4 separate regions of the Mus musculus genome follow, and all the other regions are linked to region 1. The links are chromatin loops, found by intact Hi-C in ENCODE. Cell type or tissue: heart. All regions are shown on one strand. Links, peaks and the distances in the headings refer to the core of each region. The heading gives the core; the rest is flanking DNA.

Region 1 (7,634 bases), core at 1,726-6,725:
GGGCGGCGTTTCTCAACCTTCCTGACAACGCTGCCACCCTTCAAAACAGCTCCTCCTCTTGGGGTGACACCAACCATAAAGGTATTTTCATGGCTACTTCATAACCGTGAATGCCTGTGTTTTCCTATGTTCTCAGGTGACCCCTCAAACCCCAAAGGGGCCACGACCCACAAGTTGAGAACCGTTGCTCTAGAGCACTGGACCAATTTAGGTAAATGGACAAGAAAGCCTTAGTGGTTTGAATGAGATGTGTCCCATAGCGTAGAGTAGTTAAACACTTGGTCCCAGGTTGGTGGTGCAGCAAGAGAGGCTTAGGAAGGGGTGTGCACATGCTGAAGGAGGTACGTCACTGGGGGCGGGCTTTGAGAGTTTAAAGAATTAAGCCACGCCAAGTTTCCTCTCTTTCCTTTTTGCTTCAGGTTCCCTCGGCTTTCTGTCCATTCCTAATTGTGACTGTTGCTTGCCGTCATGCCTCTCTCCTCCAGCATGGACTCTAACCCTCTAGAAACTGTAAGTCCAAATAAACTTCCTTCTACACATTGCCTCGGCCATGGTATTTCATCACAGCAGCAGGAAAGCCACAGATAGAATAGGGACACGGTATGAGATCATCTTATTCGCAATTCTCTATATCACAGGGTGACTAGTACTGTAATGAAATACCATGACCAAAGCAACTTGGGGAGGAAAGGGTTTATTCCACTTACACAGCACCGTTCATCACTAAAGGCATGCAAGACAGGAACACAACCAGAGCAGGATCCTGGAGGCAGGAGCTGATGCAGACGCCATGGAGGGAGGCTGCTTACTGGTTTGCTTCCCATGGCTTGCTCAGCCAGCTTTCTTATAGAACCCAGAACACCAGCCCAGGGATGGCACCACCCACAACGGTCTAGGCCCTCCCCAAGAAACCACTAAGAAAATGCCATACAGCTGGGTGTTACAGAAGCATTTTCTCAATTGAGTTCCCTCCTTTCAGATGACTCTATCTTGTGTCAAGTTGACATGAAACTAACCAAGACACACTATAAAAATGATATTGTGTGGGACAGGCATGGTGACACCTTTAATCCTAGCACTCAGGAGTCAGAGGCAGGTGGATCTCTGTAATTCCAAGGCTAGACAAGGAAACATATCTCGTATACACACACACACACACACACACACACACACACACACACACTGACATCTTGCAGAATAAATGGCCAGTTCTTTATAAAGGTCACATGAAGGGGGCTAGAGAAACTACTCAGTGATTTAGAGCACAGGCTGTCTTGCAGACAACTGGGGTTCAGTCCCCAGCACCCACATGATGGCTCACGACCAACTATAACTCCAGTTCTAAGAGAGTTAATACACTTTCTTGGGGGGGGGGGGCTTCTTGGGCATCAAGAACACACACCAAACAAGCAAACATCCTTTTTTTTTTTTTTTTTTTTTTTTTGATTAAAAAAAGGGTGTGCATGGAGTTAGCCACAACAGTGAAGTAAGGTGAACTATGAGTCCATTCACCTGACCAGGAACTAGATAGATCCCTTGTATAAACCACTCTGTCCATAGTCCCGCTAAGGGGGGATAAGTAAGCCAGGGTATACACCAATTTACTCATCCATCCATCCATCCATCCATCCAACCACGGGGTACCGCTGGGACTTAACGTGCTTTGAAAGAGGAAGCTGCCACCCACGGTACAACAGCAGCTGCATTTTTTTATAAAGATTTTATGTATGTGAGTACGCTGTCTCTCTGTCTTCAGACACACCAGACGAGGTGTGTGTCCCACTACAGATGGTTGTGAGCCACCGTGCGGTTGCTGGAAATTGAACTCAGGAGCTCTGGAAGAGCAGTCAGTGTTCTTAACCTCTGGGCTGTTTCTCCAGGCCCAGCAGCTCTCTCTTAAACCGTCTGCTCAACTTTCTCCAAGACAGCACTGGCAAACCTTAAGGCATTCCCACATCACCTGGTGATCGTGTTGACAGAGGAAGCCTAGGATGAGACCTGAAATCTGTATTTCTAATAAGCTCCCCCACGGAAGGATACTTCCCAGTCTAATCAGCTATTTTTTTTCTTTCCAGTCATATTTCACCTCAGACTATGAGGAGGAAACAACGAAGTCATAGAGTCCGTCTGCCTTTCCTGATTCCCCAGCTATCAGCGGCACAATTTTCACATGAGGCTTTCTGAGCCCCTGAAAACCGCGCTGCTTCACGCCCGTCTCTTTGTGGATTCCATCTGGAGAGCCAACATGATCACTGCCTCTTCGTGGAGTGTCAGCCTCACAGTGTTTTACTGATACAGAGAAACTCCTGTGAATGGAATAAAAGCCTCGAAATCCAGAATACTCACTCCCCATGTGAGGCCACAGCACCAGATCATAGCAGCGACAGTGGTGGGCCGAGAGGGCGTGGTTACCGGGAAGGTCTGTTGAGTGTCTTAAATACTCTTCCCTTAGATGTCTTCATACATTTTAAGGGAGTGAGCTAGCAGCAGTTATATTTTTTATTATTTTTTTTGAGATTATAATCACATCATTTCCCCCTTCCCTTTCCACCCTCTGAGCCTTCCCATATACCCCTCTTTGCTCACTTTCAAGAAAATGGTCCCCCTTCCTCTATTAACTGTCATTTCATGCAAATATGTTTATGCATATATATTACTAAACATACAAATACAACCTGTTCTGTCTGCATAATGTTACATGTATATATGCTTTTCAGGGCTGACCACACGGTATTGGATAGCCAGCAGGCGTGCTCTTCCTTCTCTCGGCAACGTAGAGTAGCCTGTAGTTCTTCATGTAGGGTTGGATCTTCTTGGGCCACCCCACCCGACCACCCCAACCTCACCCAAGTTAGCATGTCTATTTGTGTCTTCTGTAACCAGCCCATGTTTAGTCAGTAGGTTGCTGAGAATTCACAAGTGTAGCCCCTGGTGTCCCTAGCTTCATCTTTTCATCACTTATCTTCCTGTATTTTCAATTATTCAGTATTTTCAATTATTTTAAGAGTTCCACACAACATATTTTTCAGTGGCAAATAATATCTAAGAACCAACACAAGTAACGGTTGGGGGTGGCCTGGTGCTGCTGTGCATTCAAATGCTAAATTCTGTACTCCAAGATCTGGCTGCCCCAAGAATTCCCACATATGCCAGCCTTTGTTGGGTAAACCTTGTTCCCCAATTTAAATCTATAGGTTAAATAAAAGTGGTAAATTCCTGGGGAGAGTAGGAGGCGGCAGGGTTTTAGTTACCAGGCAGGGATCACAGGCAGGGACCAAGAGGAGAAGGAGAAAGGGGGCGAGAGAGAGCACAGAGGAGAAAGAAGAAGGGAGAGGAGGAGAGCTCCATTAGACTCGATGGACCAGGAACACGCGCCAGAGTCAAAGGGTCTGCCAGGACAGACAGCTGGAGCAGAAATAGCCTAGAAAGACTCAAACAGCAAGTATCTGGGGAGCAGAGCTGGGGAAGTAGCCAGCCTCGCTAGAGAAGTGTAGTAGGGTGGTTTACCCCGTGACCGCACTAAAGCTAAATGAACGCCACATAATCTGAGTCTCGCTCACTTGAAAATCTAACAGGGATAGAGGACTCCTGCAAAGTTAGAGCTTGAGGAGAGACAAGTGTATTCTGGATAAAAGTTACTCAAGCTGGCTGATCCAAGATTAGAGATGACTTATGAAAATGCATGTAGCCTGACTTGTTCGTTCTACATAAAATTTTAAAATTAATACTCTGTTTGCTAAGGATGCCCTTAAAGTGTTTTCAGCTTGTGCTAAATCTACCCTGTGAGCCAATTTCTTTGCCATGCTTTTTAAAACATACGTTATCCCCATAGGTGGAAACGTCATCAATTTAATTTATAACGGATCTTTTCCCCAGGTTTGCTTTTTTTTTTTTTTTTTTTTTTTTTTTTTTTTGGACAGTCTTCCTCTTGTAGCTCAGGCTAGCCTGGAATTTACTATGTAACCCAGGCTGACCTCAAACTCAAAGTCCCACTGCCTCAGCTTCCTAAATGTCAGGGACTACAGCCATATGCCACCAAACTCAGCTAACTTAGATACATTTTAAAAAGAAACAAGTTCATTTGTTACTGTAAAGCAATATTTATATTTATGGCATTTGTTCAAAATCACATCAGAGCGTTTATAATGAAGATGTGGCCACTACACTCCAACTTTCCCATCCGTTTTATGAACAAATTGGTCAGCTTTTTCCTTGTCTTTTTTTTTTTTTTAAGATTTATTTATTGGTTATATGTAAGTACACTGTAGCTGTCTTCAGACACTCCAGAAGAGGGCGTCAGATCTCAGATTACGGATGGTCGTGAGCCACCATGTGGTTGCTGGGATTTGAACTCCGGACCTTTGGAAGAGCAGTCAGTCGGGTGCTCTTAACCACTGAGCCATCTCACCAGCCCTCCTTGTCTTTTTTTATTGAAGTTATATTAACTGAAGTGTTAAAGTTTGACAGGTTTAATAATAAAAATTATGTCTTTATTTTTTGTTTGTTTGTTTATTTGTTTTTCATCTAATATTTGTTGTGTTCTGTGCTGTGTTTTGTTCTGGTCCCGAGCTGACTGGAAATCATCTATTTCACCAGTTTGACCAGTGTGGTCACCGTTCTATCCCCTTCCTAGCCACCAGGTGGTGCTGCAGGACCGTCTCCCTGTTGCTTGCGTGCTCCTTGAGCTGCGGTAGAGCTGTCTCAAGTGTGACACAGCACGAACTTTCCAGATTTCCTTGCACGGAGCTCTCTTGAGTGTGTGATCCAAAGCCATCAAGAAACTCCCTGTACACAGTATTAATTCATAGCTCACGATACGTCTGGCTTCCTAGGCAGCCATTCATAGGCCACACCTATGTTTAAACATCTATTGGCGCTACAAAAAAAAAAAAAAAAAAAAAAAAAAAGCAAGAAGAGTCCAAATTTTCCAGTCACAAATAGAGAATCGAGTTCTGAAGAGTCCACCTGACGATCAGCAACAGTAGTTCCTCGGCCTGATGCTTTTATAAATCATCAAGACCTTTTTCAACAGACGCTTCCTCAAAGACGTCTGCACCAGACAGGGAGGAGAATGGAACCTGCCAATAGTCAAGTGTGCCACCACCTCCTGCAATAAGGCTTCCAACTGGCGCTTGGGACCAGGAGTCCCATTTCCTGCCTGTATATCTGCCCTGGCCACATTTCAGACTTCCACATTCACTGACTTCCACCTGGTTTGCTCAGGTAATCTTGCAACCAAGCTTGCGGGTTGAACATGGTAGGAACACACTCTGCCAACTGTAACCTTAAAACAAACCCTTTCTTCCTCAAGTTGCTTTTGCCAGAGTGTCTAATCACCTTAAAGGGGAAAGAACTAAGGCACTCCACAGAAATGTACTACATGGGGGGAACTTCCAGACCTGTGTTGGCGAATACTATGGTGTCAGGAGCGAGAGCCCTCAGGGAAGACAAAGATGCTCCGCCAACCCTTCCATTTGGCTACTCGCAAGCTGTATACCTCATCGTAAAGTAGTCATAAATTGAAGCCAGACATAGCAGGGCAAACCTGAACTCTCAGCACTTGGTTGACTGAGCAGGAGGCTTGTGAATGTGAAGTTACTCCGGGCCGCACAACAAATATGTCTCAAAAGAAGAAAAGGCTAGCCCAGGCAGGCATGCCACTAGAACAATCGCTGAGGGCTTGCATCTGGCAGAGAGATTGAGATCGGCCTGGGCTTTTGAACTCTCAAAGCCTACCTCTAGTAACATTATCTCCAGCAAGGCCATGCCTCCCAATCCTTCCCCAAACGCTTCAGTAACTAGACCAAGCATTCAAACCTAGGAGCCCAAGGGGGGCCATTCTCATTCAAACCACTACAGGCGGTTTTGGAAAAGTACTTTACCTCCAAACTCTTTCAGTGGAAACATGGAAGCATACATGTGTGCGTAGATATATCTACAATTTATTTTCAAACAGCAAGACAAAAAACATTGTGAATTAACGAGTGAAGAATATGTTTCCTATAACCATTTGTTCAAATTTCTCATGTACTACAAATGTACTACATGGGGGGGGTGGGGGGGGGTGGGGACGGACTTCCAGACCTGTGTTGGCGAATACTATGGTGTCAGGAGCGGGAGCCCTCAGGGAAGACAAAGATGCTCCGCCAACCCTTCCATTTGGCTACTCGCAAGCTGTATACCTCATCGTAAAGTAGTCATAAATTGAAGCCAGATTGGTTTCCTATAACCATTTGTTCAAATTTCTCATAGGTTTGGAGTTTATGAATGTAAAACCAAGCCCGAAGTAACTGAGGTGGGAAAAAGAGTCCAAGTGTCTAGTACAGTGAAGCGTAAGGGTCAGGGTTTGCCTGTCTTAACAAAGTGCTTGCCTCGCATGCACAGAGCCCCAAGCCCGAGCGGCACATAAACTACTGTGATGATGCACATCTATAAGCCCAGCACCCTGGAAGTGGAGGTGTAAGTCAGAAGTTTAAAGTCCTCCTCTACTACGTACCAAGTTCAAGACCAGACTGAGCCACATGAGACTCTGTCTCAAAAAGACACACAACACTAGTGTAATGGTCACTTTTATTTCCTCAGGTCAAGGAATGAGATGAGAGCTGTGCCCAAGCTGTGTGAAGGCACGGCTTGGGCTGAGCCCGGAGCATTTCTTTCTCTGTTCTAACTATCCCTAAGTCTCGGCATTGAAGCTTCCGGCCTCTGTACAATCTAATCTTCCAAGCTGAGTGATTCCATCCAGCTTCTCTTGGCTTTTGCCTGAATTGCTCTGCTTGGCCTCAAACCAACTTTGGCAATGTTCTAATCTTCTGGCTCCTTCTGTTTTTCACTTATGTCTACCTTGTTCTCTCTGTAATCTGACTCTAAAACTGTCATACATATTCTCTCTCTCTCTCTCCCCCTCTCTCTCTCTCTCTCTCTGCTCTTAAGTAGCCTCTCCTATGCTGTTCCTGTATGAGCTGGGTATATCCTATCTCTGACGCATTCTGTCAAATCCTTCTATGACCTGTCACTTTGTCTGCCCCTCAATTATACAGCACTTTCAAACATGGCTGTTTTCGTCTACAAACCAACCTTACCTTCATTCTTTGGAATTAAAGGTGTGTACTAAGGGCATGTCTGTAGTCCAGCCAGATCACAGACCTCGAAGGTCTTTCGATGTGATCCCTTGCCAGAGCAGCCATGTTGCTGGACTAAAAGTCAGAGGGGCCATCTGTGGTGTTACTTCCTTAGTAGAGGCATTAGGCTCACAAAACTCCCAAGGTTCTTCAGTACAGAATGGAGAAAGCTTAGCATTCCTTCTTTCGTTATCTACAGTAATACCTTAGGTCCCAGTACTGAAGGGACGGCAGCTGCTGGGATATGTCTTGCTAAGGGGAAAAGGGAGGCGTGACAATTGCTCCTGTGGGAGGTTTGAAGTTCCCAGACCAAAAGCTCCCATCTTCCTTCCAACCACAGTCGTCACTTGAACCAGTGTTTGCCCTGACAGCCAAGCCAACCCTGACCCGGTCCACAGCTGCTCTACAACCACTGGGAGAGTAATTCAAAGATGTCATAAATGTTTCTAACTCTTATTTCTATGTGATTATTTTCTCCTTTCCTTACACACCTTTATTCCAATGAAGTGTCTAAAA
Region 2 (7,634 bases), core at 1,760-6,759, 1.5 Mb before region 1:
GTGGCCTTGTTACAGTGTGCCCTACCCCACCTGCTGGGTGGCCTTGTTACAGTGTGCCCCAACCCACCTGCTGGGTGGTCCTTGTTACAGTGTGCCCCAACCCACCTGCTGGGTGGCCTTGTTACAGTGTGCCCTACCCCACCTGCTGTATCCTCCTCCAGCTTTAGCTCTCTAATACAAGAATTGCAGCAGACAAATTCACACCCCAAATTTACGGTTCCTTTCTTCCAAATAACACCTGGCCCTTGTAGTAAAGATTCAGTTCTTCACCCTTAAAGTTTAGGTGCAAACACATGACTAAGTTAATAAAGACTACGAAACTACTCTACAGTGGGTTTTAAGAATCTTCCTCAAAAGGCAACTAGCATAAACCCTTGTCTCTTCTTTACATGTTCCTCCTCCTGTGACTAGAATCTTGAACCGTCACTCTGGATGACAAAAGAGGGCCCATTTGAGAACTGCTAGGCATTAAAGTCCACTGGGCCATAGGAGAGAACTGCTATCTTAAGCTGTCCCAGCTGAGAAAGCACTTCTGCCTTTGAGGCTCACTGTTTATGTTTGATTCAAGGGTTACACACACATGGTGAGGACGATGGAGCAATTCTCCCGTGGCTTCATGAAACACGGGAACTAGCCACCTCTGATTTCTTCCGAGGTGAGAAAAAATAAATTGGTCTTTGAGTTTGCTATGACGGCCAGCTTCCTGCCACATTCAGCCACACACAACCCTTATAACCTTTCAAGGTATGACAAGTGTTACGATCTCCATGTCTTCATCAACTCATTCATAAACAGTTCCAAGGAGAAAAGGATGAAGGAGAAATCCCTAGGACACTCTGGTATTTTCCGACATCCATCTCAGCATTCACAAGCATACCCCAAATGGGGTTGCTAAACAGTCTACTCTGCCTTTTTTTGGGGGGGGCGGGGGGTTTCCTAGAAAAATGGGAGAAACCTTAAGTCTCAAATATTCCTGTCAAGACACAATAGTTCCTTTCAAATTAAATAACCTAACAACTTTTTAAAAAAAGTTGACAATTGATTCTTCTTAAATTAAAAAAGAATAAACAGCCGGGCACGGTGGCACACGCCTTTAATCACAGCACTCGGGAGGCAGAGGCAGGCAGATTTCTGAGTTCGAGGCCAGCCTGGTCTACAAAGTGAGTTCCAGGACAGCCAGGGCTACACAGAGAAACCCTGTCTCGAAAAACCAAAACCAAAACCAAAAACAACAACAACAACAAAAAAAAAACAATAAACAACGGTTGCCAGGTGTGTGTTCCTTTTTATCAGTAATGCACCTGGTTCAACTTCTTCCCATCCCTTCCCTCCCTAAAGAAATTTGTAGAAAGCTAGCGCGTTTAAACACACAAAACCTATGCATACACCATCTAATAACAAGATATAACTTCTGAATAGAACTTTTTTCTTAAATAATGTTTTCAATCTGTCACATGGCTTTCACTTTACGTAAGTGCATCTGTGCTAGATGGCTGTGTCGAACTGAGATTAACAGCCGGAGTCTAAAGCTGTTAAGCAAAAAAGGAGCCTACATTTTGGCACAAGTACCGCAAACAGTCACTGCGGTTTACCAGGCGTCCACTCTTGCACTATTCTGTGTGGTTTTCTCCTGACACAAGCCCACATTCTGCTGTCATCTCCTAAACCTTCTTACAATGCCTTCTGGAAGCTTTTGTCGGCCCATCCCTTGCAAAGTTTGCTCTGAGAAAGCATCACTTCTCTGCACTTCTCTTGTTACAGCATTCCTATGGCAGCCCCATGGTGGTACAGGCCTGTGCCTGGACACTGGTCCCTTATCACTATTCCTTCTAGTGGTCTCCTCTACCACCACGATCTCTTTCTCCCCTCCTCTCAACCACTGAGAAACTAGCATCTTGCTCAGTATCTCCACTATGGTACTTCTGGCATCACCTCCAGGCTGGCCTCTCTCTCTGAAACACTCTCTCCCATTACAACCAAAGAGAAACTTGAAAAACTGGTCACATTTATCGCCCTGGTGTTTCCAGTTCTTCTATGGTCTACCAAAGCTCTCAGGCTAAAATGCTACTCCAGAATTTAGCATTCCTCCTGACCTGCTCCTACTTGGTTGGTTCTGCTAGCCTTTCTCTTATGCTCCTTCCTCCTCTCTCCAATAGCCACAGTTACTTCTTCACAGCCAAGCTTCCAGGATGGCTTTTCCCGTCTCTCACCAACATACACAAAGCTGGCCAGGCATGGACTAATCAACACTTGAATTTGCCCTCACACAGACCTTCTCGTCTAGGATTCAAAATCCCTGTTTTCTTTCCTGTGTCTCCACAGAATGCATATTCAACCAGGGCAGAAACCTCTCCTGACTGGTTCACCTAGCAAAGTGTATGCATTTGCCCTTAGAATTAATTCTGTCTTGACCTTTTCATTCTGAAAATCAAGGCACTCCCAACTTCCTTCCAATTCCTAACTCAGCTTCTAATGAGAACTAGCCATTACACTATGACAACGTATGTTTTCTTTGGATTTATCTACCTTGACTATTTCTTTTGACATCCTGCTATGATAAGAATTCTGCCCTTTCAATAGGTGTGTGCACACGTTTCTCATTTATTGTTATCACACCAATACTTATGGTTTTTGTTCCATTTACTAGGGTCTCCAGTCTTCCACTCTTGCAAACCATTCTATATCCTTCCCCAGTAAGTACTGCCCTCCATTCCCCTGGGACTTCTTTGGCCCACCTTTGTGCTCTTCCTGAAACAGGACAGTCCCAGGCCCTCCCTGTGTTGATGCCTCAGCATCTCTAGGTACACAGAGGAACCCAGACCCCATTACATGAGTGCTCACTAGTTGCTGTATTAACCCAAACAGCAATGACACTATTTTACTCAGACAAATAGTTTGCGTCCATATGTGCAAGGCTTGTTTTCCTAACAAGACTGAAGTCCCTGTTTTAGCATTTCAAAATGTACATATAGCCCGGCAGTGGTGGCACACGCCTTTAATCCCAGCACTTGGGAGGCAGAGGCAGGTGAATTTCTGAGTTCGAGGCCAGCCTGGTCTACAGAGTGAGTTCAAGGACAGCCAGGGCTACACAGAGAAACCCTGTCTCGAAAAACCAAAACCAAAACCAACAACAACAACAAAAAACCAGCTAAAAACAAAACAAAAAACCAAAATCTACATATTATACCCTCATGCATGTGACTTGCATCTTCTCGACAGGGATGAGAAAAACTGAGCTTCAACTTGTTTGCGTTATATGGCGTTTTTTCCTCCTTTAAACAAACAAACAAACACTCCAAACTTATTAGTCATTTATATGACTATCCATCTTCTGTAGACTCTGGTAAGAACAGCTTAAAGGTAAACCGAAACTATTCTTAAAACACAACTACAACAAAAAACAGGTAAACCAGTCACGAAGAAAAAAAAGTATGTAAAATCACCCATGCCTGATGGCAATGGACAGTAATCCCAAGTAATTGCATGTAATTTACTTGGTAAGGTGAGGCAGGACGATCACTCGTTCAAAGGCTACCTTGGCAACGTAGCGAGAGACCCCATCTCAAAAGTGATTCGTTAAAAAAAAAACCAGGGGCGGTGTTGTGGATGCTGGAGCGCCTGGCAGCAGGTGCGCGGCGCTGGCTTTAATTCCCAGTACCCAGAGAGGCGGGATTGAGCCTCGGGACTCCCAAACAGACGGGGTTCAACTCCGAAGTTTCGAAGCCTGGTAGATGAAGAGACTTCGCCAAAAGTCCCGCAGACCCGTTTCACAACCACAGCAACCATGCCGGGGAAGCAAACTCCTAAGGAACCTCGCCCAGGTCTCCCGCCGTGGCAAACTCGTGTCCCGTGCGGGGCCGGGTCTGCGGGAGCCTGGGCATTGGGAAGGCGGGCGCGAGCGGGCCTGTTTAAAAGCCTGTCCCCCGGCTGGCCGGGCGACGTGAGGGGCCGGCAGCCCGGCCGCAGGAGCCGGAGGCGGCTGAGCGCCGAGCCCGCTTCCCCTCGGCGGTGCGGGCAGGGCCCCGCCGTCCCCACGGCGTGCGCCCCGCCAGGCCCGGGGTCGGCCGGCTGGGTCCCCGCCCGCCGGTCACCTACCCGGGTGCCACCTCAGGGCCAGCTTCCGATAGGCCTTCTTGAGCTCCTCCTCGCTGGCGTCGCGCCGCACCCCCAGCGCCTCGTAGTGACACTTCATGGCGGGGCTGGACACCGGGCCGGGGCCCGGGGCGGGGCCGACGCCCGGGCCCGGGCAGAAGCCGCAGCGGCGGCGCTGGCTGTCCTCTCCTCCGGCGGGAGCCCGGCGCCAGCAGCCCGCCAGCCAGCGAGCCCGGCGGCGGCGGCGGCAGCGGCGCGGGGTGGCGGAGGCGCGCGGCGGTGGACGACGCGGGCTGCGGCACGCGGGCGCGCGGAGGGGGCGGCGCCGACAGCTCCGCATGGGCGGGGGCTGGGCTGGGTTCCGGGGGAGCGGCGCGCCGCGGAGGCGGGGCCTGGGCAGGGGAGGCTGGGCGGGGGAGCCACGCCGAGAGTCATTGTGAGGGACACAGTAGGCTGTTTGGGTGGCACTCCTAGCCGGCCTGAAGGCAGGGCAAGGTAGGCTTGATAAGGAAGTAGTTTGGGAAATACCTTCCGGACCTTCGGATTAGTTCTCTGCAGACGAGGCAACTGGAGCTTCAAGGAGTTAAGTGCTGAGTTTCAGCCAGAAGTTCGTGGTGGAAACACACCGGGATTTACCATCTTTTCAATTCTCTTCAGCTACCACTTCCTAGGATCTCTTAATTCCCCCCCCCCCCCATCTTGCCTGATAATGCATAATAAGGGACAGTAAATAAGGTCATTGCCTAAATCAGTTTTTAAAGCATCTTAAAGGTAGCGTACCAAAAGCCAGGCTAGGTGCCCGGTATGAAGAACACAGCTTTAATCCCAGCCTCCACCCAGGAGGCAGAGGCCAGTTTATTCAGGAATTCCGAACCACACCTTCAATTATCTGTGAATTCAAGGCCTGCTTGAATAATGAGTTAAATTCATGATCCTGTCTCTGCTTCCCAAGTGCTGGGCTTACTGGCCTCCACAGCCAGACTAGGTTCTTTTACACATATATTAAGCAGAAAATGTCCACATCATAACAAGTACTCTTCCTAAGAATAAGTCATAAAGAAACATCAACTAACCAGTGTTGTGAAATGTCTTAACATCCAGCCTTGCTAAGACAAGACCTTAAAAAGAAAAGAGGAGCTAGGCGGTGGTGGCACATGCCTTTAATCCCAGCACTTGGGTGGCAGAGGCAGGCAGATTTCTGAGTTCAAGGCCATCCTGGTCTACAAAGTGAGTTCCAGGACAGCCAGGGCTATACAGAGAAACCCTGTCTTGAAAAACAAAACAAAACAAAACAACAAAAAGTTTATATAAAGCATTTCCTCTCCTGAGAACTTTCCTTGATGAGGGTGGGGTGGGGTGGGGGTGGACACATTTTTTTTTTCTTCCTCCCTGTGTGCTTTTGTTTGCAAACTCTAGAAGACTGAGTTGCCTGACTAGAGATGATGTTTCATGCCTGTGATTGCCAGCAACTGGGAGACCAAAACAAAAATGATTGCCATGAGTTTAAAACCAGCTTTCTGATTTAAAAAAATAAAATAATTTTTAAATACATGTCTTTTTTTTTACAACCCGCAAAAACCTGTTCCTTTACATGGAAATATTTAATAAAAGTTAAGATATTTATATGACCTAAGAGAAACCTGAGTGCTGAATGACAGGTAGATAGATAGATAGATAGATAGATAGATAGATAGATAGATAGATGATAGATAAATGGACATGACTTCTCCTAGGTTTGGTGGAGGAGAAAGTTTATTGTGGAGATAAGGGAGAGCATAGGCAGAGTCCAGAGTGAGTGTGACCCTGAGCCACATAAGGAGAGGGGAGGGGGGAGGGGAGGCGTAGAGTAAGACCAGAAGCAGGTAACTGAAATGGCTGGGTTATACAGGGAAGAGCCTCAGGGGGAAGTGTAGCTCCTGGGCTGGAAAGTCCTTGGTAGAGGGTAAAGGACACTTTATGCCTATAACAGGTAGGAACTTAGGGATGCGGGGAGAACCTGAAGGCCAAGTCTGCTTTTGATATGGTGAGTTGGACGGACCTCTGCCTTTTGCCCCAATGTTTGAGACTTTACTAGCTTAACCAGCCATGTATCTCTCTTGAATCCTAACTTTCTGCTATTAGCTTAATTGGCTTGAGAATACAATCATGGGGTAGTATTTAGCCAACAGGTTTTGGGGGCTGGAGTAGTCTATATTACATACATGATGAGATGTCTGTACATTTATTCCAATCTATTAGATGTCAAAATGGTATCCTAAAGCCTATGAAAGCACATTAATAACTTTAAGATGGAATGTTTACATACATCAGGTAGCTGTGGGTTCTATTTAATAATATATAGCAAAGACATTCATTGATAGCATCTTCGGTACAGGGAGCAACTAAACAGATAAAGGTGACAGTCCTTTCCTTAATATCCTGCCCCCTACACAATCATAAAACCCAACTGAGCTTCAGCAGTTTCTCTACATATTAGATATCTAAGTCATTACTTAAATAGTTGCCTATTTTCTCCATCATTTGTTAAGGTGGTAACGGATAGGGCTGGAAAAGTTTGGGTTTGCAAGATACCTAGGATCTTCCTTCTCCTGAGAATGGATTAGGGGGTGGAGGATTTTCCCCTTCAGCCATGTGTACTTGTTTGTAAACTCTGCAAATTTCTTTACTGCTTTGGGGTGAAGGTCATCTATTTTGGCCCATTACAATGGATTGAAATACAGAGTTAAACTGGATGTTATTTCAGTCATCTTCCATTGGTTGGTTTTGAGACTATGTAGTCGAAATTGGTCTGGAACTTGCAGGTCTATAGTTGCAGCCAGTAGGTCTCTAGAGCTAGGTAGGATTACAGGCATGAGTCACCAAATTCTGTTAAAAAGGCATTTTAATTAAACATACTGATTTTGTATAAGTGATCTGTGAGTGAAAGGAATGCAATTTGGGGAATAAAAAACCCAAATTAAACTGTTAATTTAAAACTATGACTAGAGAAATTAAGAGGAGCCGTGCGTGGTGGCACACACCTTTGATCCCAGCACATGGGAGGCAGAGGCAGGCAGATTTCTGAGTTCAAGGCCAGCCTGGTCTACAGAGTGAGTTCCAGGACAGCCAGGGCTACACAGAGAAACCCTGTCTCGAAGAAAAAAAAAAACAGAAAAAAAAAAAAGAGAAATTAAGAGGAAAAAAAAATGCAAAAGGAAAATTGTGAAACTGGAAAATTCTACCAAAACCTCACAGTGCAGACATCTAAAAAATGAAGTTCATGTCTTTCAAAACTGGCAACTTTTTATAATAATTAATATGTAATAATATATAATATATTCTCTAATGAACTCTTCCTGATGTTTAACACCTTAGTCTCATTTTTCATTCAAGGCTTTATTCAACTGACTAAATAACCAATGGCCTTTTTTTTTTTTTTTTTTTGGTTTTTTCAAGACAGGGTTTCTCTGTGTAGCCCTGGCTGACCTGGAACTTGCTTTGTAGACCAGGTTGGCCTTGAACTCAGAAATCCGCCTGCCTCTGCCTCCGGAGTGCTGGGATCA
Region 3 (7,634 bases), core at 1,669-6,668, 280 kb after region 1:
TCTGGTTTTTGAAGTCACTAGCATGGACATGGTGAACAGACATACTCTCAGGTACACACTCATACACATACATTCTTTTTTTTTTTTTTTTTTTTTTTTTTTTGAAGTTTGTCCTATCGAGGATTCTGACAGATTGGCGTCAAGCATGCAGTGTATATGCAAACACCATCTGATTACTTTCCATTACAGCAAAGCCACACAGGTGCCTTCAGTCTCAGGAGGCTTTAGTTATGACGAGGAGCCAATGTACCCATGTGGTTTTGGTTCCTGCAACTTTGAAAAATTAGCTTTCTCGTGTTCTTCTGTTTAGCAGGCATATTCTTGTAAAGATGTTTCTCCTGAAGATAACAAAATCATAGTGTATAACTAAATTTTCAAACCTTATTTTTAATGATGGTTCTTAAGTGCTTTAACCTCCCTTGTGGCCCACCAACCAGAGGGAGCGGAAAAGAAAAGACACAGGTGGGGGTTGACCTCTTTAGAAAGTTTCTTTGGAGCATCTCCCGTCTATGTTGTCTGAAAATCGGCAGTTCACAGGTTAGCAGGCAGCAGCAGCTCTATCCACTCACAGACACTTCAAACACTACACCAGCAGTCCGGTTCAGTAGAGTCAGGTTAGCAACAGTGGTGACAAGACCTAGCAGAGACAGCCAGGCCTTAACCAGTCAGCAGGAGGGACCCGGAGGGATGCCAGGAGTTCTCCGCTGTGTCTCTCTCAGGGAAATGAAAATCAGTGAAGACTTGAGACCCACAAGTGTTGTACAGCTAGCTGTACCAGCAAGTCAAGTTCTGTCTCTATTGCTCTGTTGAGTCCATTTATATCCTCCGAGCATCACGTTTTGTCTCGGCATGTGCATCCAGTCAGCCAGAGTCCTCAGAGTTCCACAAACTGAGCTCTGCTATGCAATGTAAGGTGGACCAATACATGTGTGTTGTTAACAGAGAATCCATCACATGGCCTTTCATGTGTTTGCTTTAGCAGAACATTCTCTCTCCTGTGTCTGCTTCAGCGAAACATTCCTTCATGTGTTTCCCCAGTAAAACATTCCTTCATGTGTTTCCCCAGTAAAACATTCCTTCATGTGTTTCCCCAGTAAAACATTCCTTCATGTGTTTCCCCAGTAAAACATTCCTTCATGTGTTTCCCCAGTAAAACATTCCTTCATGTGTTTCCCCAGTAAAACATTCCTTCATGTGTTTCCCCAGTAAGACATCCCTTCATGTGTTCCCCCAGTAAAACATTCCTTCATGTGTTTCCCCAGTAAAACATTCCTTCATGTGTTTCCCCCAGTAAAACATTCCTTCATGTGTTTCCCCAGTAAAACATTCCTTCATGTGTTTCCCCCAGTAAAACATTCCTTCATGTGTTTCCCCCAGTAAAACATTCCTTCATGTGTTTCCCCCAGTAAAACATTCCTTCACGTGTTTCCCCCAGTAAAACATTCCTTCATGTGTTTCCCCAGTAAAACATCCCTTCATGTGTTTCCCCAGTAAAACATTCCTTCATGTGTTTCCCCAGTAAAACATTCCTTCATGTGTTTCCCCCAGTAAAACATTCCTTCATGTGTTTCCCCCAGTAAAACATTCCTTCATGTGTTTCCCCAGTAAAACATTCCTTCATGTGTTTCCCCCAGTAAAACATTCCTTCATGTGTTTCCCCCAGTAAAACATTCCTTCATGTGTTTCCCCCAGTAAAACATTCCTTCATGTGTTTCCCCCAGTAAAACACCATCCAAACGACTTTCCAAAGAACCCATTAGTTTCCACTTCAATAGTGTAACTCAGAAAGAGCCTCAGTCAGTGTGGTGTCTTAGTTTCCCTTTTTCTTTATCTGTAAAATGAAATGATCACACTACAGTCTTGACAGTGATGTTGGATTAAATGCATTGTTCGTGTAATGGATTGGGGAAGTCTGCCGCGGAGGAGCACTCATAAACGTCAGTGGTTGGCAGAAGTAGGCTAGGACTGGGTCTTTCTCCTGTTGTTGTGTTTTTGTGTTGTTTTGAGACAGGATTTTCCTATGTAGCCCAGTCTGTCTTGGAAATCATTTTGTAGACCAGGTTGGCCTTGAATTCACAGAGAGAGTCTCCTAAGAGCTGGAATTAAAGTCATGCCGCCATGCCTGTCTCAGAGTTGTGATAAAATGGATAGCAGTCATGGTTACCAATTTTCACATTCGATTTGTGTAATTAGAAGCAACACAGGTGTTTGTGTTGTTACTCTTTGATGAAATTTTGAACTATATATATTTTTAGATATCACATTTTCTAGTCTCCCTCCTTTTCAGTGTTAAAGGTCAAATCTAGAGTCTTGTAAGGGCTAGGGGCTCTGCTGCAGAGCCATACCCACTCCCCCATCTTCCTCATTTGTAGAAGAGGACACCGACCCAGAAGGGCAGAACAACTTAGCTCCCTTGCCAGCAGAGTCAGGGCTGTGCAAATCATAGGCAGAGCTAGGGCTGGAATCCGGATTCCTAGCCTGTCTGATCACAGTGCTTGTCTGTCAGCAGTCAGCCGCCCAGGGATAGCAGTTCACCTGGGCTGGGTCTCAACGGAAGTGTGGTCCTTTGTGTAACACTTTGTTTTTTCTTTTGTGAGTGTTTACAGATTTTGTGAAGTAAGTGTCTAAGAACTGATGCTATCTCTTGCTTCTAGGTTGCCAGCATACTTCGTTGTCCCCACTCCCCTTCCGGAAGACGATGTGAGGCGTTTTCAGGGCCATGGTATACCAGTAAGTACATCTGGAAACCCCGGCAGAGAAGACGCAGCGCTCTCAGCCCATCCTAGCATTGATCCTTAGGGCCCTTGGCTTAGTGCTCCAGAGTTTGTCTGCAGTGTAAGAGGAATCCAAAATACCACAGGGACTCCCTAGGCTGCCTCCTAAAGGTGAGCTCCCTGGAGCAAGTCCGAAGCCATCTTGAGGTTTTGGCAGACGCTGAGGCACTTGAGGAGGAGAGTAGGCCCACTGCTTTACACTTCAGCATTCGGTGCCTGAGCCGACACTACTCACAGTGGGATTTAAGATTGCTTTGGGCCAGCTCTGTTAATCTTGATCTGGGCATTGCTGAGGCTTCTCTTATAAAACAGCATGAAGCACAGGATAGAAGGGATGAGAGCCATCTTTAATGTCACTGGCCTAATAAAGCACGACTAGATGGACCCGACTTTTAATTGTTGACAGAGTTCCACAGCCTGTGGGAATTTGGTCAGGAATCAGAATCGTAAGCACGTGACGTACACAAGGCTGCTCTGCCAGAAGAGTCTGGAGTGTGAGCTGAGATGGTAAAACACCGTCACATTCCCAGAGCCCACGGAGGGCAGGCTGGGCAGGGAGTGAATATCCCTGTGTCTGGCCCAGAAGGGCAGCGCTTCAGCACCAGCCTGTAGCTCTGGTGACTGAACATTGCCAGGTGGCTGGATTTTTTTTTAGAGGAAGCCAGAGATGCAGATTGCTATGTGAGTTTTCCTGATCTCCAACTAGATGTAGTTAAATTGGAGAATTTGAAAAAAGTTCTTGGGATGTAGCTGGGTCACATTCCACCAGTGTCCAGCCCTGACTGACAGCTGAGGTTTCCATACTTACCTTTGCATTCTTGAAAATCCCCATAGTTGTGAAAGAGTTTTGTTTATGTGGGTTGTGCCATTTTAGAAATTCCAGTTAAAACTGGGTGTGATGGCTCATGCCTGTGATTCCAGCCCTGGCTGAGCCAGGAGGATTGCCGTGATTTTGAAGCCAGCATGCATTCCCTAAGTTTTAGACCAGTGTAGACTAGAGTGAGACCGTGTTAATTTTTTTTTGTCAAATTGAATTTTAATGAAAAAATATAAGAAGCATTTTATCATTAAGCATTAAGCATTTATCATATACGTTTATGGAAAATAACTATCTAAAAAGCCAAATGGGATAGCACAATTTTGGATTTTGGAAATAAAAGACAGCTGGATTCCTTTATTCAGTCTGTGGTGGTATGCAGAAGACCAGTTACAGACCACAGAGAAACTCCAGCTTCAGGCATGTGCATTTGGAAAGGAAGGCATAGATAGGCTGGACTGAGCATTTTATTATTTGACGGTGCACCAGACATGGTCCGTAACAGTTTCACAAAGGTGACCATAGTAAGGAATTTGAAAACACAAGTAGGGGCTGGCGAGATGGCTCAGCGGGTGAGAGCACTGACTGCTCTTCCGAAGGTCCTGGGTTCAGGTCCCGGCAACCACATGGTGGCTCACAACCACCCGTGGTGAGATCTGATGCCCTCTTCTGGTGCGTCTGAAGTCAACTACAGTGTACTTATGTATAATAATAAATAAAATCTTTGGGACGGAATGAGCAGGGCTGACTGGAGCCAGCAGAGGTCCTAAAAATTCAATTTCCAGCAACTACATGAGGGCTCACAATCATCTGTACAGCTACAGTGTACTCATATACATAAAATAAATCTTTTAAAAAAAAGAAAAGAAAACACAAGGAACTGTTCCTTTTTTGTGATTAAAATCCACCAGTCTGTCTTAAACTTTGAATGGAATTTAAAGGATGCATTTTGTCCTGTTACACATTCTGGAAATATTGTTTCATGGGTGAGACATGTAGATACTGACCCTTCAGTCGTATCCTCTTACCAGAAGAGTCCATATAGGAAGCTATTCATAATGTTACATTCTAGTTTTCCACATTTCTAAGTTTTTGCTTTAAAGCTTAATTTTTTCCCCCATCGACAACATTTTATAAATTGCTTTCTGTGAAGTGATAAATTCAGTTTATTCACCTTGTAAATTTTTTTAGAAATACAATTTTTTCAGGACTTTGTACACGAACACTGTATTTACATCACTTTACTCTTCCCTCTCTCAACTCTGCCTTAATTATTATATAGTATAATAACTGCATGGGATATAATTGTTCCATGTGTATACATATGTCTATATACATGCACACATACACATGTATAAGTAGTGTGCATGCATACACACAGTGTACTGAGTCCGTTTGGTGTTGCTTATATGAACCCATATTGATGGCTGACCCTTTAGAATTAGATAACCCATGAAACCTCAATAACATGGTTAGCTGCCTAAAAATGACCCACACAATGAGAGCACTGAGATGCCATTGTGAATGGGGTAGAGTCCATAAGCTCAGAAGCCTAGATGAAGAGTTCTGTGCAATCAGTGGAGGCCGAGAGGGAAAACCAACCTCTGACTGGTGCTGAGCCATCAGTAGGTTCACCACGTACTGGTACTGTGCCTCCAGTGCACATCAGCACAGTGGAAATGTTGTGGTGTTGTGGGTACCTGCAAGGGCCTTGGGTCTCAGAACAGTGCGCAGTACTATTGGAAAAGTACACTTGCTTGAGAGGAATGAAAATGAGTGTCTCCACCTTCATGGAGAAATATAGAAAAGAGGGTGTGACGTGTGACGTGGGAAGAAACAGAAAAGGAGAGCTATCCACACACGTGGGAATGAGGCTCCTCCTTCATGGCTGCACATGGGAAATCTAGATACAGCTTGTTCTCTCCAGGCCTTGGGGCTGAGGCATAGGAAACTGTCTCCTAAGAAGTAGGGGAAGAGCCAGCCACATTTGTTAGGAGCTTTATTTTAGGAAGGTGGTGTTTGCTGTTTTAACATCCTTAGTGGGGTGCATGGAGAGCAGTAAGATACCACACAGGATGGATTGGACGCTGATGCAGCAGTCAATCTCCTCCCCTCCCCTCTCTGCCTCACTCGCTCTCTTTCCCTTTATTTGGTGCTGGCCTCCCATCCAGGGCCTCGCCGTGTGCATCGGCTGCGGCTATGGCTTTTAACCCTCTTCTGACTTGTGCATTGATCACCAGTATAGTGTCAGGTCATTCTCGTCCTTGCCATTTTTGCTAGGTTGCTTGTTTAGATTTACTCTTTGAAATAAAGACTAGCAATTAGTTGTCTCTTTGTGCCTCATATGAGATGACACAATTATGGTTATAAAGGTTATTACATATGTCCCAACTGAAAAGTAAGAAAGGTCTGCCCCCTTCCCCACTTTTTGCCCCAAATAAGAACTTAAAATGCCGGGTGGTGGTGGCGCAAGCCTTTAATCCCAGCATTTGGGAGGCAGAGACAAGTGGATTTCTGAGTTCGAGGCCAGCCTGGTCTACACAGTGAGTTCCAGGACAGCCAAGACTATACAGAGAAACCCTGTCTCGAAAAAAAAACCGAAAAAAAAAAAAAACCAAAAAAAAAAAACCTCTTTTAGCCGGGCGTGGTGGCGCACGCCTTTAATCCCAGCACTCGGGAGGCAGAGGCAGGCGGATTTCTGAGTTCGAGGCCAGCCTGGTCTACAGAGTGAGTTCCAGGACAGCCAGGGCTACACAGAGAAACCCTGTCTCAAAAAAAAAAACAAAAAACAAAAAACAAAAAACAAAAAAAAAAAAAAAGAACTTAAAATGATTAGAGACGTTTCATTTTTTGGGTACTGTCATCCAGTCGTGACTAGGAGTGCCCCTCGTCTACATCCAAGTAAGTTCCACCAGCTGGTAGGCGTGACTACTTAGGGTTTCAAGAAATTCCTCTGTCCTTTTGGCAGCAGACATAGAAGCCTGTGGTAGTTTTTGCATGTTGTTTTCTGTCATAGTGGAGGAGGGGGAGAGACACAAAGGACCCCTCGGTTTTTCCAGTGTCTGAATACCGCTGCCTTGTATGACTTACATGTTCAGGTTGGCCCTAGAAGGGGAGTTGCTCTTTGGGGGACAGATGCTAAAGCAGTCCTCAGCGCTCACTCTCTAGTTGACATCACTTCCCATGTCAGTAGCAGCAGCCCACTCTCCTGAACACATAGTCCCTCATAGCGCCCCAAGACAGTTCTTTCTGATTCTCGGAGTCCTGGATGGCTCTGCTGTTCTCTAGCTCCTGTCCAGGCAGCTGCTCCCTTATCCAAGGTATGACTTGTTCATGGCAGGTGGTGCTGAATGGGGCCTAATAAGAGGGAAAACTGGCATTTCGTTCATTCATTCATCATTGATTCATTCATTCTGTAATGTGTGTCTGACAGGTCAGAGGACTTTATACACTCAGTTCTTTTCTTCCATCATGTACATTCCAGGAATTGAACTCAGATTGTCAGCCTTAGCTGCAAGCATCCTGCTGAGCCAGCTTTCTGACCACACCCCTCCATTTTTTTCTTCCTAACATTACTTGAGCCAAGGTAGATGGTGTGGTCGGCAGAGCAAGGTCTAGACAGTTAGCCACTGCAGCACCTGTAGCAGGACACAGAAGCTGTGCTTGTGTGCCTAGCCAAGGCACCAAGGCACACTACTTTGCCCGGGGTCATTTCCAAATAACAAAAGCAGTGCCCAGGAAAAACCATGCAGGCACCTCAGCCTGTCTTCAGTTACTCATCCCCCTCCCTTTGTTGCTCCTCCATGTCCATTGATCCCAGTGGCCCCTATGCTGTGTCTTGGCTGTTGTTCCTCCATGTCCATTGATCCCAGTGGCCCCTATGCTGTGTCTTGGCTGTTGTTCCTCCATGTCCATTGACCCCAGTGGCCCTATGCTGTATCTTGGCTGGTGTTCCTCCATGTCCATTGATCCCAGTGGCCCCCATGCTGTGTCTTGGCTGTTGTTCCTTCATGTCCATTGACCCCAGTGGCCCTATGCTGTAT
Region 4 (7,634 bases), core at 1,723-6,722, 850 kb after region 1:
TCAGTCTCTCAAGGCCTGGGGTTATAGGTGTGTGCCACACCCCTGCCTGGCTCACTTCTAAGAGTTAAATTCAACACACTATAGCTGCATCAGGAGCAGAAGGCCACATGAAGGAAATCAACAGAATTAAAACTTGGTTTTTGATGATTCAAGAACTATTTTTTGGACGGGATGGGGCTTAGTAGGAAGTTACTACAGGAATTCAAAGTATAATGAAAAGAATTCAAATCCTTCCATACTCATTGAAAATGAGGAAATTACCTGATGGTTGTGGTAGAAATGTCTTTGCCTACTAAGAAGCAGTGCTTGCCCTCCCTGATTTGCTGGGCCCACGTGGGGTGGAGCCAGATTACTTGAGAAAAATGGCCAGCGTAAACTGCAGGCATAATCCAATTTTCGATACTCAGTTCTCTGAAAAAAAAACAAGAAACAAGAAACATTAAAATATTAATGAGTGTTTTTCCGCAAACATTTTAAGACAGTAAGTTTTAAGTGTGGTCCCTTGGGAGGTTCCCGGGACTATTAGGGTAACGCTGTTTCCATGGAAACATGATTTCTGTTTGCTGCATGAGCATTTGTACTGACTGCACACAAGCATCCTGGTGGGTCGGTAGCCTAAGAGCCAGGCCTCGGGAGGTCTTTTAGTAGTCACTGCATGTTTTATAACTAACTATCACTCTTGTCCAAAGGTAGTTTGACTGAAAAATGTTCTCAGTTTTATTAATTCTTGCTCCTAAGTAGATATTTTAAAATATTATGTGAAGCAAAAAGAGGACCACACCAAAACTGCTATAGACTGTGAAGTACAACAGTTGCTTCAAGAAAAAGCCCCAGCCCCTCTAAAATTAGCACTTGAATCATCAATAACAGAGTTGCGAAATAAGTATCACTTTTTCTTTGAAAGACCAATTAACTGGTTATTTAGACAGCAGAGCGGTGAACTGGTGGATTCTGTATCCTAGTCAAGCTTTAGAAGCTTGTGGAGTTTTGGTGGAGGACATTACTTATCTGAGTTAGTACTGACACTACTATCTTGTTTTCTAATCCCTTCCGTAAGAGCATGAATTTTCATCATAACTTTTTCAATCAAAATGACATAAACAATGGACTGAATGAAATGGATGAGAGTCCAGGTGTCATTTACAAGGGCAAAAATTAAAGAAATCTTAAAAAATTTAAATAATGCCACGCAATAGCTTTATAAATGTACTTTTTTAAAGTAAGAAAACTTGTTTATGTAGACATAATAATTTAATATTTTACAATGAACATTTACAAATTTCATTTTTAATTTAAGGAAAGTAAACACAAACAACACAACTCATTATTTCCAAGGCTTGATTTTTGGAAGTATAAAAGAATGCAGACACTTGAGCACGGTGGCACGTGCATACAGTCCCTGCACTGGGAGGAGGAGCAGGAGTTCAAGGTTGGCCTTGGCTATAACAGGTTGATCCCCAACAACTGGGAGGTGGGGTGGGGGTGGGACTGTAGCCTGGCGGTGGAATCTGTTTCCCAACAGGGCAGCTTTGTTGGGCCTCAGTGGGAGAGTGTCTTAGTCAGGGTTTGTGTTCCTCCACAAAATAAAATGGCCAAAAAAACAAGTCGGGGAGGAAAGGGTTTATTCAGCTTACACCTCCACATTGCTCTTCACCTTCACCAAAGGAAGACAGGACTGGAACTCACGCAGGTTCAGGAAGCAGCAGCTGATGCAGAGGCCATGGAGGGATGTTCTTTACTGGCTTGCTTCCCCTGGCTTGCTCAGCCTGCTCTCTTATCGAACCAAGACTACCAGTCCAGAGATGGCACCACCCACAAGGGGCCTTTCCCCCTTGATCACTAATTGAGAAAATGCCTTACAGCTGGATCTCATGGAGGCATTTCCTCAACTGAAGCTCCTTTCTCTGTGATAACTCTAGCCTGTGTCAAGTTGACACACAAAACCCACCAGTACACTAAGATATTAGTTATCAAGGGTAGGAATGTGTGGGGGTTTGAAAAAGAATGGACCCAAAAACTCACAAGTGGTGGTCACAAGGGAGTGGTCTCTATTAATCCAATCAAGATAATCCTCCACAGGCAAGCCCTGCAACCGACTTCTCAGATAATTCTAGACTCTGCCAAGCATCTTGACAACACTTAACCATAAATAGGCTTCAATGTAGCCCTGGCTCTCCTCAAACTGTAATTCTCCTGCCTCAGCGTTCCAAGGGCTGGGATCACAGGGATCAGCCATCGCACCTGATCCCTATTTGGCTCTTTTAGTGGGTAGAAAAAAAAATGTTCTAAATAAAAATTTAAAAGGCAAGCAAACAAACAAAAAATGCAAATGTGAGTGTAGCAAAATCTCTTGTTTATCATCTGCTATATGTTGTATTTCAAATACATAAAATATGACTAAAAAAAAAGTCACATTACCCAAAGAGTGCTTCCTTATCAAACACAGTGTCTGCTGGCATGTTCACAGGGATAAGGAGGTCTGGGTGGGAGTCCAAATGTAAGAAACTTATATTACTGTCAGGAAGATGCTTCGAACCTATGGCCCGGTATATGAAAGGCAGAACCTGTAATACAGACACACACAGTGAGAACTGCACACTGTCAAGTGCAGACAAAACAAGAAACTGCACCAACCTGAAGTGCATCAAGTGGTCAAACATGGGAACATTAAAAAAAAAAAAAAAAAAAAAAAAAAAGCTTTACCATAGATGGTTTCTGATGATAATCTCCAACCACTCACTCTAGCATTAAACTGTGTTCCAGGTACTCTAAGTTTTAGGGCATTTTCTGTCCCTTTAGGATGGTGAAGTGGGACTAGATGACTTTTTCCTCCTACATGCTATACATCCAAGTTTACCAACAAATTAAAAAGCACAGAGTAACCCAAAGTTGGGTTTGTCTCAGAGATCTTCTTTCTTTCCTCCTTTAACTTTCTCCATCAGTAAATAACCCACTTTTCCTGGGGGAAGGGGTGTATCGCAGAGCTTCACTCTTGATCCCTTTTGTTTTATATCCAGAGACCCTCCAGGGGTCCTATAAACAAATCCAGACTTGCTAGGTCGTCTTCCAGAAGTCTACCCACTTTACGACTGCACTGCCATGTTGTACATTAATAAGCGCTGAAGGCTTTCCTCTTCATATGACACGAGCTACGATTATGGTCCCTCAGGTCCTGGCTAACCCTCTCGTTAAACCGTGGGATGATGACGTTGGTGGTGGTGGGGGACAGGCTGCAGCCAGCGTTAGGTGCTGGTCAAGCCTCTGCAGGCTGCTAGGGTTCGAATCCCTCCTGCCAGGGCTCCGTGGCTTGTGTCGCCCGCTCACCTCCTGGTGATCCTCCACCACCCACACCGGGAGCTTGGTGTAGCGCCTGAGTCGCGCGCGGTCGCCTCCGGTGTCACTCATGTCTCCGCGCGTCTCAGGGAGGCCGCGGGACACGCGGGAGAGGAGCCCGGCTGCCCGAAGCCGCGCGCCCCCAAGGCACGATCGCGGCGGAAACGCGCGCTCACCCGGTTGCGCTTCCGGATTGGAGGACGACACGGTGGAAGGGCGAGTGTGAGACCTGTAGACAATGTCGATTGGTCTATACGTCCGTCACTCTCGCTGATCCGCCAATCACGGTGCAAAAGGTGCTGCGACGCGCTCCGGAGAGTTTTCCCTCCCCAGGTCCGGATTTCTCCGGTTTGCCTTTTAATTCCCGGGGCTTCCTGTTCCGGAGGCGTGGGTGGCGCCTCAGCCGTGGAGGGTGTTATAGTAACCAGGCTGGGCTTTGATGGCGGCGACCCCGGGACTCTCTGTAGGTAGACGGGGGGCGCCTGATGGGTTTTCAGAGAACGAGTATCGACCTAAACGATCCTGGGAGTTGGGTCTGGGTGGCTTCGGGGCAGCTCTGCGGCCAGGGGGAAAAGAGCGACCCGGTACAGATCCCGTAGATAGGAAGCCTTTCATCTATTTGCGAAGCGCGAGCCGTGGTCCAGGCGCGGGGCCGCCCGGCTTGCGGGGGGAGGCGAGTCCCGGAGTCCCGTACTTAACCTCGCAGGCTGGCGGGAGATGCAAACCAGCCAACGTGCTCTTCATCCAGCAGGAGGCCGGGCTGCAGGTTGAACCTGGGGAAAGTGCGGGGTTTTCAGTGACTTAAAGGCACACCTTGCAAGTCTTGTGTGTCGTCGGTCCTGGACGAGTAAACTGTTCAGAATCGCGCCCTCGGTTTCCCTGCTTTCAAAGGGCATCCCAAGAATAGGTATTTCCCACTTGCATTAAATTCATTGATTTGAACTTCGCATCCATAGTACAGTGGTACAGTATCTAGCTTTTATTTTTGGAGGGGAGTGTGTGTTGAAACAGGGTTTCTCTGTGTAGCCCTGGCTGTCCTAGAACTCACCGTGTAGACCAGGCTGGCCTCGAACTCAGAAATCCGCCTGCCTCTGCCTCCCAAGTTCTGGGTTTAAAGGCGTGCGCCACCACTGCCAGGGCCTTTGTCTAGCTTCTCTAACGGAGTGTGCCGTTTTCTCACTGTGGAGAGGTGTTAATTCCCTGACTGTTGTCCACCTCTAGCTTCAGTAGAGTCCTTTTTATTCTCCAGGACTCTCTACATCCTTACTTTATTGTATTTATCACATCGCGTTTTTCTTTTTATAGTGTTCGGGACATCGTATTACTGTTGTTATTATATAAACATTTGTATATGGGTTTTGCGATCCTTGAACTCTGCAGGCTTGTGTGCCTTATAATCTTTGAGCCTACAGAGCTTGGGAAAGCGTCTCACGTGTGCTGGCTCAGTAAGTGATGGAATCGGTGAATGTATACCTCCCAGGTGGTTTTGAAAACGCGTATTTGTGGGGAGCGGTGGAAGGGAATTGTAGTGACTTAGAGGCATGCACAATGAGGGAGAGTCAAACTTGCCTGCGGTTTACTGTGTGCAGAGACTGTGAATCCTGCAGGAATGACTGAATGAACCCTTGATTCACGGACATGCCGGAGGAGTTCAACATGGGCACACACGACTGTCACAGACGGCAGATTCTGGTAAGCTCCGTAAAAGAAGTGAGTCTACACTAAGCAGTAGCAATCTAGGAGTGAGCTTGCGTTCCCAAGGGAAGTCAGTTCTTCACAAGAGGTTAGTGGATCGGTAGGAATTCACTGGCCAAGTAAGGGAGAGCAGAAGCAAAGACGTTTCCTGTTAGTGCTTGCTATGCTAACTGACCTGGAAAGTATGGGCTAAGAGGGGCTTTGGAGAAAGAAATCAGGTGATAAGCCTGGGAAAGTTGGGTTCAGGTTCTGTAGGGCCTCCAATGCCAAGCGTGGTGTTTGTACTCAATACTGTGAGTAGCCTGTGGTACCAGCAGTAGCTCTTTGAGTCCCAAGTTTAATCATGAGAGTATTGGATTGAGGAGCAACCATTTATCTTATTATTTGGTAGCTGTTTTTTATTGGGCCTTGGCTGTCCTGGAATTTTAGTTCTGTAGACCAGGCTGCCTGCTTGTTTCTGCCTCTGCAGTGTTGGGATAGCCCAATGTGTGTGTGTGTGTGTGTGTGTGTGTGTGTGTGAGAGAGAGAGAGAGAGAGAGAGAGAGAGAGAAAGCACTTTGTGGAAGTTCATTTGTGTTTACAATGTTCTGTGGGAAGAACTGAGAACAAAGTAAAGAATGAAGAATGGTCACTGTTGGTTAGTCAGGTTGTGGCTGTATTTGAAATTGAATTCAGGTTTCACTGGGATTTTTCTGTGTGTGTGTGTGTGTTGGTTTGATCCTAGCTCTACAGTGAAGGGAAATTTGTCTGTGGAGGATGGAGGACGTCTTTCCTTAAGTCTTTTACTAAACCAGAGACTGGAGGTGGCTGCTTTTGGTCATCTTAGCAATGGATAGTTTTGGGCTAGCACAACTGTCCAGCTAATAAGGACAGCAGGCAGTTTGCTTGGAAAATGGACAATAGCTCAGTATTTTGTGAATACAAATCCTGATTTTGTGAATAGGCTAAAATTACTGATAAGGTAGTTTTATAAATTTTGTAAACAAAAACGCCCCCTCCTCTCATTTTTAGCACTGGCAGTTTTAGAAATGTGTTTAAACCTTTTCTGTCTTGTAGAACCTACATCGTGAGCGGAAGATGTAGCCTTTCTACAGGACGCATCGAGATGCAAGGCAATACGTGGTAAGTGGTATTCTAGGAATGGCAGTTTCGAGAGCCTAGAGAAGAGAGGGAAGGTAGTGCGCCAGAGAGGGTGGGAAAGGTTCAGATACAGGGGAAGGGCAGGGACTGAGTTCATTCTGTTATCTGTGGTCATAACTTGTTCAGAGATTTGTGAGTACAGCTAGGAACCAGACCAGAAGAGTCAAAGAAACATCCTAGAGCCCCCTCCCCCAACCCCCATGAGCTTGCAGTTCTTGATGGCACGTCAGTGTTGAAGGTAGACTTACCTAATGATTGTTGAACTGTGATGCTTGCAGGACCTGCTGAGAAGCCGTGGAGAGTATTGTAAGAACAGGAAATCTAAGGAAGGTGTATTAGTCGGGGTTCTCTAGAGTTAGAGAATTTATACAGTGAATCTCTTCATTTCATAAGAAGACTTTGTTAGAATAGCTTACCTCTTTTTCTAGCTAACTGTGATGGTTTGTATATGCTTGGCCCAGGGAGTGGCACTATTTGGAGGTGGGGCCTTGTTGGAGTAGGTGTGTCACTGTAGGTGTGGGCTTTATTTAATACTCTTCATCCTAGCTGCTTGGAAGGCAGTATTCTGCTGGCAACCTTCAGATAAAGATGCAGACCTCTCAGCTCCTCCTGTAGCATGCCTGCCTGGATTAGGCTGTTGTAGTTTCCCACTGACTTTAATCACAGGACATGGTAGTACTAAGAGTTGCCCTGAGGGATCTCCTGCACTCCAGACATAATCCTTACCTCCATTGTGGAGAGGCTGTCCAATTTCCCCATGGTGACATGGATCTATCACCCCTCCTAACACTGTTACTCCTTTCTTAGCCTGCTATTGTAAGACTTCGACCCTTGGTCAGTGTACTTACTTTGAGATCACCCCCCACCCCCCCACCCCCATACACCCACACACACACACTGAGACACTGAGATGCAGATTGATGCAAAAGCAAGAGCTTTATATTCTGGCTCAGCCTTCAGTTAAATCTCTCAAGGCGAATGACTAGAAGGCGACCCTGAATGGCTATTACATTGACTAATATAGAAGTTAGTGATGAGTATTCTTCACTGTCAGCTTGACTAATCTGGAACTAAAACCCAAAAATAGAAGCGACAATTGAGGGGATTTTTGCTTAATTTGAAGTAGGAAGATCTACTTCTGATGCAGATCTTCGAGGTGGGAAGATGCATCTTTAATCTACCTGCATGGGAGCCGGGCCACACCTCCTGCTTGGAAGCCTCTGTAAGGGTGTGGGAGAAGGAAGCTCCTGCTCTTTGCCCGCTTGCTCTTGCCTTGTAAGCAAGTCCACTCCTTCACTGGAGCCTAACTTCTGTATTAGTCAGGGTTCTCTAGAGTCACAGAACTCATGGGTAGTCTCTGTATAGTAAGGGAATTTGTTGATGACTTCAGTCTGCAGTCCAACTCCCAACAATGGTCAGCAGCAGCTGTGAATGGAAGTCCAAGGATCTATCAGTTGCTCGGTCCT

What was found. Hi-C counts contacts between places; a loop is a spot of excess contacts. Peaks named below come from ENCODE experiments on the same cell type or tissue, not always from the same donor. Only the 100,000 strongest peaks of a DNase experiment are listed, where the experiment ranks them.
Region 2: it touches region 1 in a loop (4-fold over the local background); 4 of 42 quality-filtered maps call a loop at or near these places.
Region 3: a loop joins it to region 1, with 4 times the contacts of the local background. A loop is called at or near these places in 20 of 42 quality-filtered maps.
Region 4: it touches region 1 in a loop (3-fold over the local background); 7 of 42 quality-filtered maps call a loop at or near these places.

Annotation. Positions count from the first base shown.
Region 1 is chr15:11,967,395-11,975,028 of GRCm38, forward strand. It overlaps 1700047G03Rik (RIKEN cDNA 1700047G03 gene), which reads left to right. Exons shown (of 3, transcript NR_040447.1): 2 at 420-510; 3 at 2,076-2,689. Among named protein-coding and RNA genes, the nearest start is that of 1700047G03Rik, 4.2 kb to the left of the region's middle. In heart, for the core only: a CTCF peak has its summit at 4,638 (motif pointing right); DNase peaks (open chromatin) are centred at 3,427 and 4,667.
Region 2 is chr15:10,466,170-10,473,803 of GRCm38, forward strand. Dnajc21 (DnaJ heat shock protein family (Hsp40) member C21) reads right to left here and starts at 4,347. Exons shown (of 12, transcript NM_030046.2): 1 at 4,096-4,347. The coding sequence starts at 4,192. In heart, for the core only: no CTCF peak of the experiment used is centred there; DNase peaks (open chromatin) are centred at 4,162 and 4,442; H3K4me3 peaks cover 1,897 bases; H3K27ac peaks cover 1,392 bases.
Region 3 is chr15:12,248,699-12,256,332 of GRCm38, forward strand. It overlaps Mtmr12 (myotubularin related protein 12), which reads left to right. Exons shown (of 16, transcript NM_172958.4): 8 at 2,655-2,730. Among named protein-coding and RNA genes, the nearest start is that of Mtmr12, 47 kb to the left of the region's middle. In heart, for the core only: no CTCF peak of the experiment used is centred there; no DNase peak of the experiment used is centred there; H3K27ac peaks cover 240 bases.
Region 4 is chr15:12,821,143-12,828,776 of GRCm38, forward strand. It overlaps 6030458C11Rik (RIKEN cDNA 6030458C11 gene), which reads right to left and starts at 3,515. Exons shown (of 9, transcript NM_029998.3): 1 at 3,325-3,515; 2 at 2,419-2,564; 3 at 262-411. The coding sequence starts at 3,405. It overlaps Drosha (drosha, ribonuclease type III), which reads left to right and starts at 3,673. Exons shown (of 35, transcript NM_026799.3): 1 at 3,673-3,796; 2 at 4,923-5,025; 3 at 6,085-6,150. The coding sequence starts at 6,134. In heart, for the core only: no CTCF peak of the experiment used is centred there; a DNase peak (open chromatin) is centred at 3,599; H3K4me3 peaks cover 2,916 bases; H3K27ac peaks cover 1,853 bases.